Linked DNA regions of Homo sapiens: region 2 is linked to region 1. A link is a loop called in an ENCODE intact Hi-C map of the cell type or tissue named here. Cell type or tissue: B cell. All regions are shown on one strand.

Region 1 (8,000 bases):
TTAGTTTCAATTCCACTTTTCTCTATATACTTTCTTCATCATTGACTTTGTGGAGGAAAGCAGTAGCCGATGCTATTATAGTTCACCATCTTGGTGATGAGAAGAAAGCTTTCATGAAAATTCTACTTTCCTCCAATTCATACAAAAATTTAAGGTAATTTCAATGAAAACTTACCACTTTAAACATTGAAACTGGATAAAATTATCTTAAAGCTTATAAAGTGGAATAAAACCATGAGGTAACCTACCTAATCAGATGTAAGAATATACTACAATGCCATTATAATCAAATCAGTGTGGTATTGGCCTAGGAAGCACAAGACCAGTAAAAAATAATAGATGATCCAGACACAGATTTCATTGAAAAATGATAATCTGACAGAGGTGGTCTTTCAATTCAATGGGGAAATGATGGTTTATTTAACAAATGGTACTAGCACAATTCACTGGCTATCCATTTAGATTATAAAATTGAACACATATAACCATTTACAAAAATATATTTAGAAGAATTAAAATGTAAATAATGAAATTTTAAAAAACTACTGCAAGAAAATCTATAAATCTATATCTATAGATTAAGGATATAGAGACTCTTCTTAACAAAGAATGGAAAACCAGAATCCATAAATATAGATATATTTGAAGATATAAAAAGAAAATACATTTAAGTGGAAAAGACACCATAAACAGTCAATAGATAGGCAACACACTGGGGAAAAATTATTAAAATACGAAGGACAGAATATTACTATTTTTAATACACAAAGAACACTTTAAAATGACAATCTGGAAGTAAGTAACGGAAACACTGACAAAGACTATGAAGAGGCAGGCTGGGCGCGGTGGCTCATGCCTGTAATCCCAGCACTTTGGGAGGCTGAGGCGGGTGGATCACGAGGTCAGGAGATCCAGACCATCCTGGCTAACACGGTGAAACCCCGTCTCTACTAAAAATACAAAACATTAGCTGGGCATGGTGGCAGGCGCCTGTAGTCCCAGCTACTTGGGAAGCTGAGGCATGAGAATGACACGAACCAGGGGGGCAGAGCTTGCAGTGAGCCGAGATTGTGCCACTGCACTCCAGCCTGGGCGACAGAGCGAGACTCTGTCTCAAAAAAAAAAAAAAAAAAAAAGACTCTGAAGAGGCAATTCATAGACACACAAATCCACTTGTTCCACAAATGTAAAAAGTTATTCAAACTTCCAAGAAGTCATGGAAATGTAAATTAAAGTAACAGCATATCATTTTACCCCTAACAGTTTGGCAACAATTATAATACCAAGTAACAGTCATTGCTGGCAGGGTTGCAGGAAAGAGTGGACTTTTACACATTTCTAGAGAACATTTAAATCATTAACAGACTTCTGGAAAGTAATTTGGCAAAGCTATTATACCTTAAAATATACAGCCCCTTTTGACCCAGCAATCTGACTCCTGGGAGGCTATCTCACACAAGTAAAACCACCAGTTCTTAAGGATATATGAACAAGAATGTGTACTGCAACATTTTTAAGATGATAGATTGTAGGACATCTACACAATATTGTATGTCTATTAAAAAAATAAATTAGTGCCCTTCCAGTTAACTTGAGAGTTTTCCAGCAGGCATTGTTGACTATTAAAGTAAATGCAAAAATGTATATAAAAATATGATTCACATTTTTAAAAGCAGTGGTGACCCCTATAAATTTATGTGTAGATAACCCCCATGCATATCTGTGTGTAACTTTTATATTGAAAAGTGGGACTTGTGAGGTATAGGCACAGAAAGTGCTTTTTTTTCTTCCAGTCTCCCCTTAAAATATTGTGTGGGACTACTACTTTCCGACTTGCTGGATAAAAATATTTGGTTTGTGAGTTGTAATCACAGACTCAACTCAGCAATGAACATGTGCAGTCCCATGTAATAATGGCAAAGCGAGAGTCAAACAGTAATCCACTGTGTCCCCAAACTCCATGTGTGTCATCTTAAGCTGTCTGATGGTCTAGGGAAGTCTCTTTTTACAGGCTTGAGATGTGCAAACAACCCTCCCCATGTGGGAGTTCAGATTTACAACTCACAAGTAGTAAAAGAACTCCCTTCACAGATCTTAACCTCTAGTCTAGGATCTTTCACATTCTTAAATGGCAGAGAGGTTCAATGGAGTCATGTAACTGGTTTTCAGACACGTGCTGGGTTTTTTTGTTTTGTTTTGTTTGTTTTTGTTTGTTTGTTTGTTTGAGAAGGAGTCTCACTCTGTCCCCAGGCTGGAGTGCAGTGGCGTGATCTCGGCTCACTGCAACTTCCGCCTCCTGGGTTCAAGCGATTCTCCTGCCTCAGCCTCCCGAGTAGCTGTAACTACAGACACACGCCGCCACGCCCAGCTAATTTTTGTATTTTTGGTAGGGACAGGGTTTCACCATGTTGAGCAGGATGGTGTCGCTCTCCTGACCTCATGATCCGCCCTCCTCAGCCTCCCAAATTACTGGGATTACAGGCATGAGCCACCACACCCAGCTGCTTTTAAGATTGTACATCTCACTACATAACATGTGTTTTTGTTTGTTTTGTTTGTTTGTTTGTTTTTGCTTTGTTTCTCATTTTAAACATCTAATTTAACATTGTTACAAGTGTGTGTGTAATTGTTATAATGAGAATTTTAGTATAAAGAGAAATTGGTAGGACATATACTAGGTCAGGTGTCCCCAGCCTCCCGGGCCACAGACGGGTACAGGTCTGTGGCTTGTTAGGAACCAAGCTGCACAGCAGGAGGTGAGTGGCAGGCCAGCCAGCATAACCACCTGGGCTTTACCTCCTGTCAGATCAGCGGCAGCATTAGATTGTCATAGAAGTGTGAACCCTATTGTGAACTGCGCATGCGAGGGATCTAGGTTGTGTGCTCCTCATGAGAATCTAATGCCTGATGAGCTGAGGTGGAAGTTTCATTCCGAAACCATCCCCACCTCGCCCTCCTCCCCATCCCCCACGAGAAACCTGTCCCTGGTGCCAAAAACATTGAGGACCTCTGTACTGCGTTGTAAAATTGGGTTACTTGGGGAGAGAGGAGATATGAGTTTAAGAGAGGAAGAGGTGGAAAAAAGAGAGACATACCAAAAAGGAAAAGAAAAAAGACTATTAAAGCAAACGACTAAACAAAGAGTATGCATATTATGATCATATTTATGGATTTATGTGGAAACACATCTGTACACTTGAAAACTTCAAAATTTCATAAAAATGAGAAAATAACCAATCATTTTTATATGATATTAGTAAATCACTCTGAAGTATAATGAGAAAATCTTAAAGGAAAATCTTCAAACTCAGTATGATATTGTGTCTGCCGTGAAGTGAAAAAAGAAATGAAAATCAATGACTTCTCATATTACATGTAAGTCACACATCTCTGCTTGCTCCAGTAGCTAAAGTGTGCTAAGAATCCCAAGTGCTTGATGAAGCCCTGAGCCCTCGTTGTTGGCTTTCATAAGGAGACTACTACTGGCTCATGTTAATTGAATTTAGAAAATTTACTGTGGATTATCCTGTCTGGTGCCTAAATTAAATGCATGGATGATAATTCATTTACTGAAATTAGAAGCCAGGAGGAATATAGATACAAAGTCAAAGTCTCTGTTTAGCTAATGTTTTGCCCAACCAGCCTGCACTTGACAAGTGTCATAGCACTATGCTATTTTTATTATTGGGAGTTAGGAGACCTCAGGTCTAGTTCAATCCCTGTTACTATGCACAAGGCATATTTCTGATGTGCAGGGAAAATTCAAGGTGGCCACTTAAGCTTTCTAGGCCTTATTTGCCTAATATATTCCTAGAGGAATTAGATGATTTTTAAGATTACTTCTTGCTCTATATTAGTAGGTTCTCCAATGTGAGTGAACGTAAAACTCACTTGGAGAGTCTGAAAGTACTAATTAGGGGGTTCTGCCTCCTGAAATTCTGATTCCGTAGGTCCAGGGTCAAGTCCAACACCCCATTTCTAACAAGTGTCTCGTTGATGCTAGTAGCACTAGTCCACAGCCCCGATGAATATAAAAACTGAATGAAATATTTGCTTTTCTGAGTAAATGTCAAGAATTATTGAGATGAAGGAGGCTTGGAACTGATATTTTTAATCTGAAATAGATATCATTTATTGCACTGGTAGAACCTGTATGTAATTTCAAGGGTGCACATCTTACCTTTTATTATAATTATAATAAACTTCCCTTATCATATAGTTCCTCCTCAGAGAATGTGAACTGCAGGAGTCCTAGTTCCCAGTAGAAAGTGCTGTTAGAAAACCTCTGAGATTTCTACCTCTGGGAGTAGTATCCTCTTGAGATGCCACCAGCTCTGATGTCTCTTGTTTGTCTCCCTTGCCCAAATAAGCTTTCCTAGCATGTACTACCTAAAATCACGGCTAGGTGTCGCTCTAATTCTGGGGCGCACCGGTTTCAAGGGGAAGTGTGAACCAGGGCGCTGGCACTGCTCGTGTGTTTATGGGTGAAAGCATCTAAGAGAGGCCCTGTGAAATTGCCTGCATAAAAGGATCACAGTTAGGGATGTCTCATAAACTAATCCCAAGAGGAGCCTTCCACTAAAAATAAAATAAGCACGTAATAAGGGTAGAAAAATTTCCTAAAAATGAGGTTGGGATTGGTGGTCAGAGCGTCCTGGATATCAAAAGTGTCAGTTCATTAAGGCAAGATTAGTGTCATGGGTGAATGGAGCATCACAGTTTAATGCTTTAACTTATTGGAACCTCACTTTCCACTTCCTTAAAATAGAGACTATCAAAACAAAACAAAACAGAAAGTACCTTCCATTTCTTCAAAGAATTTTTGTCAGATCAAATGAAGAGCTGTATGGAAAATTATGTGTAAATTGCTAAGTGTTTTAAAACACATTTTTATTAGCAGTGAATTCTTCTCAGGCACTTTATTGGATTTTTAGATAACACTATCATGATATTCCTATTTATTCCTGAACATAAAATTTCCAGATACCATTTTCTTCCTACATGACCATAATTAAAGAATTTGTTTTCTTATGTTTTCATTACTTGTCCATCCACTTCCACGGTAAATCTCAAATGTAAAGAGACTAAAAAGAAAAAATTAATAAAATTATATTTATCCTCATGTGGAATTTCTGCTTTTTGTAATAGCTACTATACACTTAAATATTTAAAATTTAGAATATTTTCTCCATGTTTCCAGATGCTGCCCCCCTAGACATATTGAACATTAGGAAATGTTGTCAGAAAGTCTTTTCTACTAGTCTCTGTTTTGGATTATCTAGATCATAGTTCCTCTGATAGAATAATCAATATTATTAATATTATTAATTAACAATATAATTAATAAGTATGGTCTTGCTGGCCTTTTATGCCCTGCCCTCCCACCCTTCCCTACTCCATCCTACCCCAACCATAAATTATAAAGCCAAATACAGATTTGTATTTGGATTGGTATTTCACTGATATTTCAAACCAGTTCCACTCCTTCTCTAATTAAATGTGCATTTTCTTTGTGATTTGACTGCCAGTCTACACCCTAAGTCACCATCTATACCTTATTGCAGGTAATTCGTGTCGACAATCATCACTAACCATAGCCATCCTCTCACTGAGTGCATGGACACAGAATATGCCTTCTCGTCCAGCTTCTCATCCTGCAGGGCTCCTATGGGTGGGGTTTTCCCTGTATGAATTCTCCAACTTGGCAAAATGATGATTACTGTCCCCTCGCCATAATCAGATAGAAGCACTGGAGAAATGTATAGCATTGAGTTTTCATCTTTTCTATTATTAACACTTTGAGGAAATAAGAGTCTTCCAAAATGAAAGGCATTTCTATACACTGTACTTGCAAGTCATTATTTTCATTTAACATTTAAGTAGTAGGAATAAAAGCCACCTTTATCCTTTAAAGTTTGCTGTAGTGTAACTATTGCAGAGGCACATGAACTATCTTACCTTTGATGGTGTTGATAATCTGAAGCCCCTTTCTATTTGGGGTTACTATGGTTACGGCTGCTCAGGTGATGTGTGAGCTGCACTGCTGTTTTGATAAAAATAGGTATTAACTACCAGTCATAGTGCTTTTCATTTCATAGCAGTTCTTGTAGAAGCACAGCATATTTTTTAAAGGTTGGGGGGAGAAATGCCTTTTCAAAGACTTATGTGGGAACATCTGCATAAATAATGGTGATTGGTCATGTGTATAAAAATATTTTTAATTAAATTCATTTTAATTAAACAGGGCATTTTGCTGAATCCTTCTCTGTTATTTGCACCAAGCTTAGCCTTGAGGAAGATGGCTGATTAACAGACCCAAGAACCTATAATTAAAAGCAGGACTGTTATTTTTGGAGAAAAGCCTCTTCAGTAAGGATGACTTAATTGGGCTGTCTCTCATATTTTTCATTCATCGTGGAACTCCAGGTTTAAATATTTAATTTTTCTAACACCGGAGAAAGATTACTCACATTGGCATAATCAGAAAAGTTTTTATTTTTCAGTTTTGTTTTCCTTCAGTTTCTCTGATCATGCTCTCTAATCACTGTTGTGTTTCAATATTTAATTGTGTTCTTCATTGATTTCTTTTGTTTGGATCACATCTTTTTAAAATCATGGATATTGTTCTTTTTCACCTTCTGGCCCTCTCTGCCTCTGCATTTAGTTTTAGCCTATATTACACTTGTGGTTTCTCATCACTGGTGTTATCAATATTCTACACAAGAATTCAAGAGAAAACGGAATAATTTTCTATTCACAGACAAAAAAAAAATTTAAGATGTAATTGACAAAGTAGTTCCTTCAGTACCAGGGCTGGCTTAGAGAACAAAGACAACATTCATTTAATATCGGCTAAGCAGGAAGAGATCAAGATGGTTTTATGCCATATTATAAACAGCAAAAAATGCTCTCATATAGTATAAAGTTTGTGTTCCTGAATTATTTGCTCTGTCATCTATAAAGAAAGTTGGATGACTCTACTTTTAGCATCTAATATTTGGTAGAGAAAGATTGCATTGGTATTGCTGTGAGAGAACAGAAGCAGTAAGAGATATTCATATGTTTTCATTGAATTCCAAGGGGGGAGAAATTACACCTCAGAGGGAGTCAGAGGATGTTAGACCAGAGTACCTCCCACTGAAGCCAGCAGGCTTCTAGAGAGCACAGACGTATCAGCCATTTTTACTATGCAATCTGCATTTCAAACCTGCACACAGTGTCATTTAACAGTACTTGGCTGTATTTTCTGTGTCTTTACAATTCAGTGTTAAGCACAATGGAATAGCATCAGTTTAAAACCCTCTACATAAACCTATGTCTGTAAAACTCCATCATATAAACCTCAATTCTATTCTTGAGCAAATTTACTCAGAAATAAAAATAACAGCTTTGATTTATATTGTTTGACTCTTTCAAAGAGCTCAAAGAGCTTCTACAGACAGTATTTCAGTTATTTTCACATTGTGTTCTTGGGTAGAGAAGACCCATTTCTTAGGTGAAATAATTGAGGTGCAGCAAATTTTAAGATTATCTCAAGGTTTCACGGCAAGTTAATGAAATATAGGTATGGAAGCTAGGAATTCTGTTTCCTTAGATTTCTAGACTGTGTTTTTGCTAGATACTAAACACTAACATCTATCTGAAAAAAAAACTGACTTTTGCTAACTTGCAGCCAGCTTAAAATTATTGAAGCAATGGCTGTACTTGAATCAATATGTAGAAGCAACCCAAAGCCACGGATTGGCAGCAAATTAAAAGCTCCATCTGAATACGTCTACTAGAGAGTATGTTATCTAGTGATAGCAGCCATTAACTAAATGTGTACAAATATATCATCTAATTTGATCATCACCACAGCCGATCAATTATCTCCATTCCAAGCAACAGAGGTTCTAAAAACTTAAGTGGTACATTTACAAGGCTCGTAAGTGGCAGAGATGGGAGACAAATCAGGTCCAATATTCTTTGTCCTACACCATTGCTGTTTCTCAAAATAGAAC
Region 2 (8,000 bases), 150 kb after region 1:
GTTAGGTGGACTAAACCTAGAAATGTATTGCATTGTAGGAGATATCTACATTATTATTTTCTGAAAAATGTGCATAGAGCTTTTCATAAATGTTCCCCTCATTAACAAAGAAATGCCATTTCACTTTAACTACAAAGACCTTTCCCTGACAGAGGCATTTGCAACAATGGCCTATTTAAATTCTTTCTCTCTCTTTCTCAGACACATTTTTAAAAATACCCTTACCTCCAAATGATTCTGATATATGATATCTAAAGATGTAGGGTTTTTTTATGGTTATGCATCAGTAACACAACAAAGGTCAGCTTTGCTGTGTTTCACATATGGTATGCTCATGTGTCTGACTACTTCATCTGTGTGGCCTCACTTATTGCATTTTTCCAAATTTTTGTGTCTTCATCTTTTTTGGAGCCTCTTCTGCTTTGGATCTATGACTTCTGGAATTATTAATACCTGGCCTAATGCCTACCAGAAGTCAAAGGATACAAATATTGAATTATCCTGTGTGTCTTGAGGTCAGTCTTCATAGAACCTCAGCATCTGGGAATTAAGGCAAGTAGGAGGACAAGCACTAGATGTGGAAGACCTGGGTTCTCAGCCTGGGTCTGCTCGTGTATTTGTGGTATGTCCTGGAGCAAGGCCCCCAGGTCGCTGTGAGCCAGGGCATGTCAGCCCCACGAGAGCAGGGACTTGGTCTGGTTTGTTCACAGCTATATTGCAGTGTCTAGAAATGTGCCCAGCACATGTAGGTCATCACTTTTTATTTGTGGGTGAATAAATGAGTTGCAATGTTCTCTGTACAGGCCTGGGCCCACATGGGCAGTTAGTGAAAACCTCCATGGGCCCTGCTCCCCTTGGGGCCCACACAACACAGGATTAAGTTCTCTGAGGGGAGTAACAGGGTTCTCTGGGGCTATATAACAAAGGACCCCAATAGAGAAGTCCTTGAGAAGAGACTCTTCAGCTGAGACCTAAAGAATAATTAGGTGTGAACAGGCAAAAGGCGTTGGCAAGAATGAGAGCATTGCAGGCAGAGGCCTCATCACAGGGGAGATCCTGGGTCACTTGAGGGACTGAAGGGCCCTAGCATCCCTAAAGTGATTATCTAAGTGAGATATGTACCAGAATGAGTGGAAATATCATTAAATCATAGAGTTATAGGGCTGGAAGAAATCCCATTACTCAAACTAGCCCATGTCGGCTACATTTTACCGTTTGAAAACTGAGGACCAGAGGTCTCTGAGCAAGTTCTGAACCTTAAAATGAGGGTTTTTTTCCTTTTTATATTCGAGTTTCATGATTTTTATAAAAATTCGTGGTACAAAAGCTTGTAAAGTAAAATTTAAGTTTCCCCACTCAAGAAGTAACTGCTGTATTAGAGACTGGTGTATATCTTTTTAGAAGTATATATCCATTGATATTTTTAAACAAAAAAAGTGATTATACTATAATTGGTAGTTGTCAAGCTTTTTGATAACAGGACCTCTTTACACTTCTAGAAACTATTGAGGCCCCAAAGAGTTTTTGTTTGTATGAATTATATCCAGTAGTGTGCTGGAGCCAGCTGGAACCAGCTCTCTACACCAGGTTCAGTGGTAGCTTGAAATCTGCCATCGTGGGAATATTTACATCATGGAATCAGCTTGCACTACAAATCAGGGCTCTCCCTGTCCCCCCAGAGAGCCAGTTGTTAAACATCTAGCAGCATACCACTGATTACATGTATCAATGTTTATCATATTAGACACTTAAAATGAGGATTTTAGAAATATTTAGTAATTTATTTTAAAATAATGATAAATCCATTGCATGTTAACATAAATCACACTTTCTATTTTTGCAAATTTCTTTTATTTCTGGTTTAATGGAAGGCAGCTGGATTATCAGATTTGCTTCTGCATTCAATCAGTTGTGATTATCACGCATTATGTAGCCTCTGGAAACCTCCATTGTATCCTCAGGATAGAATGAGAATGAACAAATCAAAGGATGTCTTAGTAACAGTCTGAAAATCATGTTAACTTCATGAGCTACCTGTAAGAGTCTCAGGGAGTCTCAGAGGTCAATAAGTCATACTTTGAGAACCGTCCCTACACGTAAGTTTATTTCTGTTTACTTTTTACCTTATTGTTTTGTTTTTAGCTTTTTAAACTTACTATGTCATAGGCCATGATATTGTTCTCTTTCATTAAAATGAGATTCATACATGTTAAATAACAATTACCTAGATTATTTGGTCTTATTTTTCCTAATGTTTCTCTTAATTTACACCCACATATTGTATTATACAACAAGAAAGAGGAAATGAGAAGGAACTCAGTGAAGATTTGTGTAGACTGCCTTCTTCCTAAAGGTTTTTAAGACAAACTTCCTATACATTATGTCTTATTTGATTTAGTGCTGCTTCCAGCAGGAAGATGTACTCTGTGATGGCTCATGGTTTTAGCTTCTTCTCTCCCTCATGTGAATCTCTGTCTCCAAAGACATGAAAAGATGCCCTACCACTGTTCTGAGATGAACTCAAATAAATAAAATTCAGCTCTATTCACCAGGGTCTCTAGAGGCTTATAAATGAAGATCAGGATAAAGGAAATTTGGGGATGTGGTTTGCTTTCCTTGCCAGGGGAGCATTTGAAATCTCAAGAGCTAAGTAAGGCCAAAATGCTCAAGCGGAGGCATGAGTTGATGTATCAGATTCACTCATAAATGGGGATAATGATAGCTTCTATTTCATGGCACCAGAATCTATAAAAGTACTCACCAAATAGCTGTTGTTGAATGAATAGTGTTGTAAAGATTAAATTAGTTTTCATGCATTAGTTTTTACAAAATGTTTGTGGCTCATAATGAGCACTATATGCATGTTAGGTTTTGTTTCAGTTATTTTGTTGTGTTTTTTCTGAGTGCTGGAATTAGGACTCATAATTATATCTCGCAGTTCAAGCTTCTTATCTATAATGGGATTATTTTATTCTATGAACTAAAACATAAAATGCTAAAAGGAGGTAAGTTGACAGAGGCAAATCCTGAATCACATTATGGCAATTTTTCAATGAATTCAGTTAGAGTAGCCACCAATATGACACTGGTTAAATCAGAAACTCCCATCTTGACAGAACAGTGAGAAGCCAGATCCAACCCTTATCAGTTGTCTGATTTTGTCTCCTTTTTCTTCATGTTGCAAAAACTATTTGAATAGTGTTTTTGGTTTTTGTTTGTTTGTTTGTTTGTTTTGTTTTGTTTTGTTTTTCAGATTTCTGATGGACTTGAGATAATGCATGCACACTTTTCCATTTGGTCAAGGTTTTTCCTTACTAACTGTATTAGTCTGTTTTCACGCTGCTGATAAAGACATACCCAACACTGGGTAATTTATAATAAAGGAAAAGAGGTTTAATGGACTCACAGCTCTGCGTGGCTAGGGAGGCCTCACAATCATGGCAGAAGGCAAAAGGCAAGTCTTACACTGTGGCAAGCAGGAGAGAGAATGATAGCCAAGCGAAAGGGGTTTCCCTTTATAAAACCATCAGTTCTCGTGAGACTTATTCACTACCAGGAGAACAGTATGGGGGAAACAGCCCCCATGATTCAATTATCTCTCACCGGGTCCCCCCCACAATATGTGGGAATCATGGGAGCTTCAATACAAGATGAGATTTGTGTGGGGACACAGCCAAACTCTCTCACTAACTTAGTAATTATCACTTGAATATTTTATTAGGCATGATAATTCATTTGCTTATAGCCACTTGTTAGCCACAGCCCTCTAAACTCAAAGCCAGGTATCCCTTCCCTTCCCTCAGTACAGTGCATGCTACAACGTCAATAGCTTCAACAAGCCAAACCTAAAACTGGATGGTAGGCTGCTTTCCCAGGGTTCTAATAACAGGTGGTGCACGGGTTAGACTCCAGGCAAGCACAACCCCAGTTTCCTCATTCTCATTCTTCCGTCCTAGAGTCATAGGAGTGGCTTCTGTTCTGCTCATCTGAAATTCAGAAACAAAATAGGGCACTCCTTTGATAGACTTTTTATTTGCTAAATTTACTGGAAATACAGCATCAGATACAGTGTCCAATCTTCCTAGTCTTCCATTTTTCAATTCTTCTCTTTTCGGTGTACATATCAATGACTTTATAAAATATGAATAAGTACTATATACATTTATATAAATGTAAAACATTTAACAAAATACTCGGTATCTAACTCTCTCCCTAGAAGCCAGTAATCATTGATGGGTTACTGAGTCCTTGGAATTGAAAACTATGACTTCTATTCTCTTCCCTTTGTTACAGTTCTTCTCAAGTTTTCTTGAGTAAAAATCCCTGCTCTCATGTGTTCAATTCACCTGGTATATAAAACCATCCAACAAAACAGTGTTGAATCCTTCCAAAATCCACTGGCAAATACTTTCATGGGATGACATTCCCTAAACAAAACTTCATAATGCCCTTGTTTTATCCACACCCCTAGAGAGGATTACATATCAAAGAATTAAAAATGTTTTAATAGAACTCAGGCCAAAATGCTTCAGATGAATTAAGAAATCCTCTGGGTCTCTTCCAAAAGCCAAAGTGAACTTGGACTTTTTCTCTCTCCAGTGTTTTTATAAAAACGTTTTAAAAGTTGAATTTGTGTTTTCTTAGCTATCTCAGTATTGCGGTTCTGATCATAAGATGTTGACTTCCTCCCAGAGGGGCATTTCCCACTCTGAAATTAGCTGCTGCATTTTTTGCTTGAGAGGCTTGACTGCGTCTCTACCCTCAAGCACCTTAGCTCACCCCGCTGTTGTTGGCACAGGGTAACTCACCCTCCTCATCTGCAGCTCTGTCTCCTCCCACATGGCACCGGCACTGTCCCTCTCATCTGTAAGATACACACATTCTCCTTTAGACTTATTTCCTTCTGTTTAGAGTTAATGCTCTTGATGGCTTCACATTTCCACTATTTCATATTGTTGGTCCTCTTAACTTATAAGTCATGAAGATCAATCAAAGTAAAGATAATAAACTCCTGACCTATCAGATAGTCTGATGCCTGGCACACAGTAAGTACTTAAGACATATTTGTCACACTTTTTTTTTTTTACTTTTGAGCTAGAAGGACAAAAATACCCAGGCATGAGTTAATGTATAGAAGGTGGCTTATTCTCCTTTGCCTTCTTCTAGGACTTTTTACTTGATCAGACCATATGAAATTGCTGCTATTTGATAGTTTAGACCTTATAGAAAAGGTAATTTTGTGTGATTCAGCTGTTTTCATGGTGCTAAGCAGCTTGATGTTCTGTTTGCAAAGAGTTCCCACCCTCACAGAGTTGTTCATAGGGTTATAGGGTGACCAACTACTACCGGGATAGAGGACTTTCAGTGCTAAAACGGGAAAAGATCACAGCAAACTTAGATTTGTTGATCACCCACTTATCACACTGCAGTCAAATTCTGCTTTCTGTACTTTCTTATTTCCTAAATGTGTAAAGGAAAAAATTTCCAAACTCATCATAATACTAGGTAAGATTTATTGAGGGCCTATCATGTACAGACAACTGAGTTAATTGGTTTAATCTTTCCAATAATGCTGAATTCTTCTAATAATTCTTAATTCCAACAATAATTCTTACCTCCATTTTGCTGGCCGCTAAAAGGAGGCACAGAAAAGCAAAGTAACCTGACTGAGGTCACAGAGCCTATAATGGTGGAGCAAAAAGCTGAACACAGGAATCTGAGCCCAAAATAAGTCTAAAAGAGGGATATCCAGTTTTCTCTACATTGAGTAACTGTCATTCCTGCAAAGCCTGCCTATGGAAGTGGTTCCTGGAGGAAAAGACATGGAAATGATTTTCTCCATTTCTCTCTGGCTTTCAGTGTTCTTCCTTCTCCTCCAACTCCTACTCTCCAAAGATCTACTTTCAGTTACAGCCAATTAGCCTTGGCTGTATCACGATCCAGCCTAGCCTGGTGACAATGCCTCTCACCTTGTTCCAAGTGCACACTACCCAGTTCTTGACATCAAGTGCCATGCTCTGTCCTACTAATCCTGCCCCTTACCTCTACCTGGACCACTGCTTCCTGCAAAGCAGTCTTCTCTGTGGTCCTCATAGCCCTTTGGTTGTGCCCCACTGCTGAGGCACTGAGGGAAGAAGGGTTAAACATTGGGAGGGATGTGGACCTATTGCTAAGTCTTGAAGAGTCTTGAGTCTTGAATGTGGTGCTAAGCAGTTTGGCTTTCCTTCGGTAGACAGGAAGGAACCAACCAAGATTTACAAGCAATGGCATGAGCACATCTGTGTTTTAGAAAGATAAAATATAAGATGGACTGAAGCAGGGAATCTATAGGAATATCTTCATTGTATGAGACCTGACAAATTTTGACACAATGCCACTAAGCACATACTATGTGGCACAAAGACAACTAGTCAAGTAAGTGAAAAAACAAACTCAACCTAATGAAGTTCCTTCAACCTTGTGCTACTGTTATCTAATTTTTACTCTCCTGAACCATTAGAAAATTCTAATAATAAAAAACACAAGTTGTCAAGTTTTGTCACGTGTCAATAAAACACTTTAACCATATTAGAGGTACTGTGCTTCAATATGACTGATGTGTTCAGTTAAAATGCTGAAGTTTATGAATCTTACCGTAAAGCTTGAAGAAGAACAGTGGAGATACATTACATGCTATCTGTGAAAAATGGTAAAAATAAAAAGCTAAAATGAAAATATTGAATCTTTGAGAGAGAAATGCAGGCACCGAAATGTGCTATCATCTCATCACTATTCTCTATAGGCTTGTGGATTAGACAAGTCGTATATGTCTAAAACTGCATAGAGGGTGTTTCAGAACTAGAGATGTAAAAAACTTACTTTAAAATAAGAATAGAGCTCTCCAGTAAACCTAATCATTCTCACAGGGCAGATCGGCTTTAAACGAATGTCACACTTATCTATATATAGTCCACAGTTCCCCAGGGGTGCCCAAGCCCCTTACCCCACAAGAAGCTTGATATATATTTCAACACACAGAATAACATATACTTTGCCCTAAGACTTCCTTTTATGCTTGCTAACTTCAGGATCCTCACAATGGCTGCAAACTCCTAATATTTCAAAGACTGTCTACATTAATATCTTTCAAAGCCTCAAACCCTGGCAAGGAACAAAAATTGTTTTTGAATCGGCTTCAAGAATTAATATTAGAGAATAGGAGGTTTTTCCTCTCAGCAAATTGAAGTTGAATAAATTGTTCTCTGTCTCCTTAAAATGGAATTGGTTGCTCGAGGTGAGCTCTGCTGTGAGGAGGCAGGATGCAGCAGCACTGTGAAGGATGATGGCAGGGACAATTTGGGGGACAGGAGGGGGCCTTTCTTCTCTTAAATTAGGGGCAGGTCTGTTTCTTTAAACCTGGCATAGATGCTAAAATGTAGGAAGTAAGTATATTAGCTTGGAGTTGCATTAAAAATAGCTGGAATTGCTGGGCTATTACCACCTCTTTTCTTGTGTTACCAAATGCCCACAGAGCAGCCTGCCCCTAAGCATTCCTGGGCAGCCATTCATGTCCTCATGGCTGTGACACACATGAATTGAAACTTCCATGTGCAGAGACGCAGATGGCTCCCTTCTTTGGAAGGAGAAAACAAACCCTCCAGACTTCCTTTTGGTGCTTCTAGGCATCTGCTTTGCCCACTATCTTCCCCAAACAAGAAGATGTGACTGTGGTTTGAGGGTTTAGCTTCCCCTGTGGATTTAAAAGACCTAGACATCACAGCCACTGGCCAAAAGCTTTCAATGATGGCTTTGATTTAGTTATATCTTTCTGTTTATAAAAATGACTTTACTGCATAGTATATTCATAGATGTAAAACAGAGTAATAAGACTCAAGGACAATTCTGTTGCCTAAAGGCAACCACTGTAACTGCTAATATTTTGACATTTTTTTCCTTCCAGTCTTTTGTAGCTATTTCATTTATCAAGAATAAACTGTATATGTACAATTTTGTATCCTGCA

What was found. Peaks named below come from ENCODE experiments on the same cell type or tissue, not always from the same donor. Only the 100,000 strongest peaks of a DNase experiment are listed, where the experiment ranks them.
Region 2: a loop joins it to region 1, with 4 times the contacts of the local background. A loop is called at or near these places in 2 of 110 quality-filtered maps.

Annotation. Positions count from the first base shown.
Region 1 is chr3:143,670,960-143,678,959 of GRCh38, reverse strand. The region is part of intron 5 of SLC9A9 (solute carrier family 9 member A9); the gene reads left to right. Among named protein-coding and RNA genes, the nearest start is that of SLC9A9, 170 kb to the left of the region's middle. In B cell, CTCF peaks have their summits at 4,199 and 4,407; DNase peaks (open chromatin) are centred at 4,459 and 5,929; H3K4me3 peaks cover 686 bases; H3K27ac peaks cover 2,658 bases.
Region 2 is chr3:143,525,888-143,533,887 of GRCh38, reverse strand. All of the region lies in intron 9 of SLC9A9 (solute carrier family 9 member A9), which reads left to right. Among named protein-coding and RNA genes, the nearest start is that of SLC9A9-AS1, 190 kb to the right of the region's middle. In B cell, no CTCF peak of the experiment used is centred here; DNase peaks (open chromatin) are centred at 3,857 and 4,757; H3K4me3 peaks cover 1,826 bases; H3K27ac peaks cover 5,358 bases.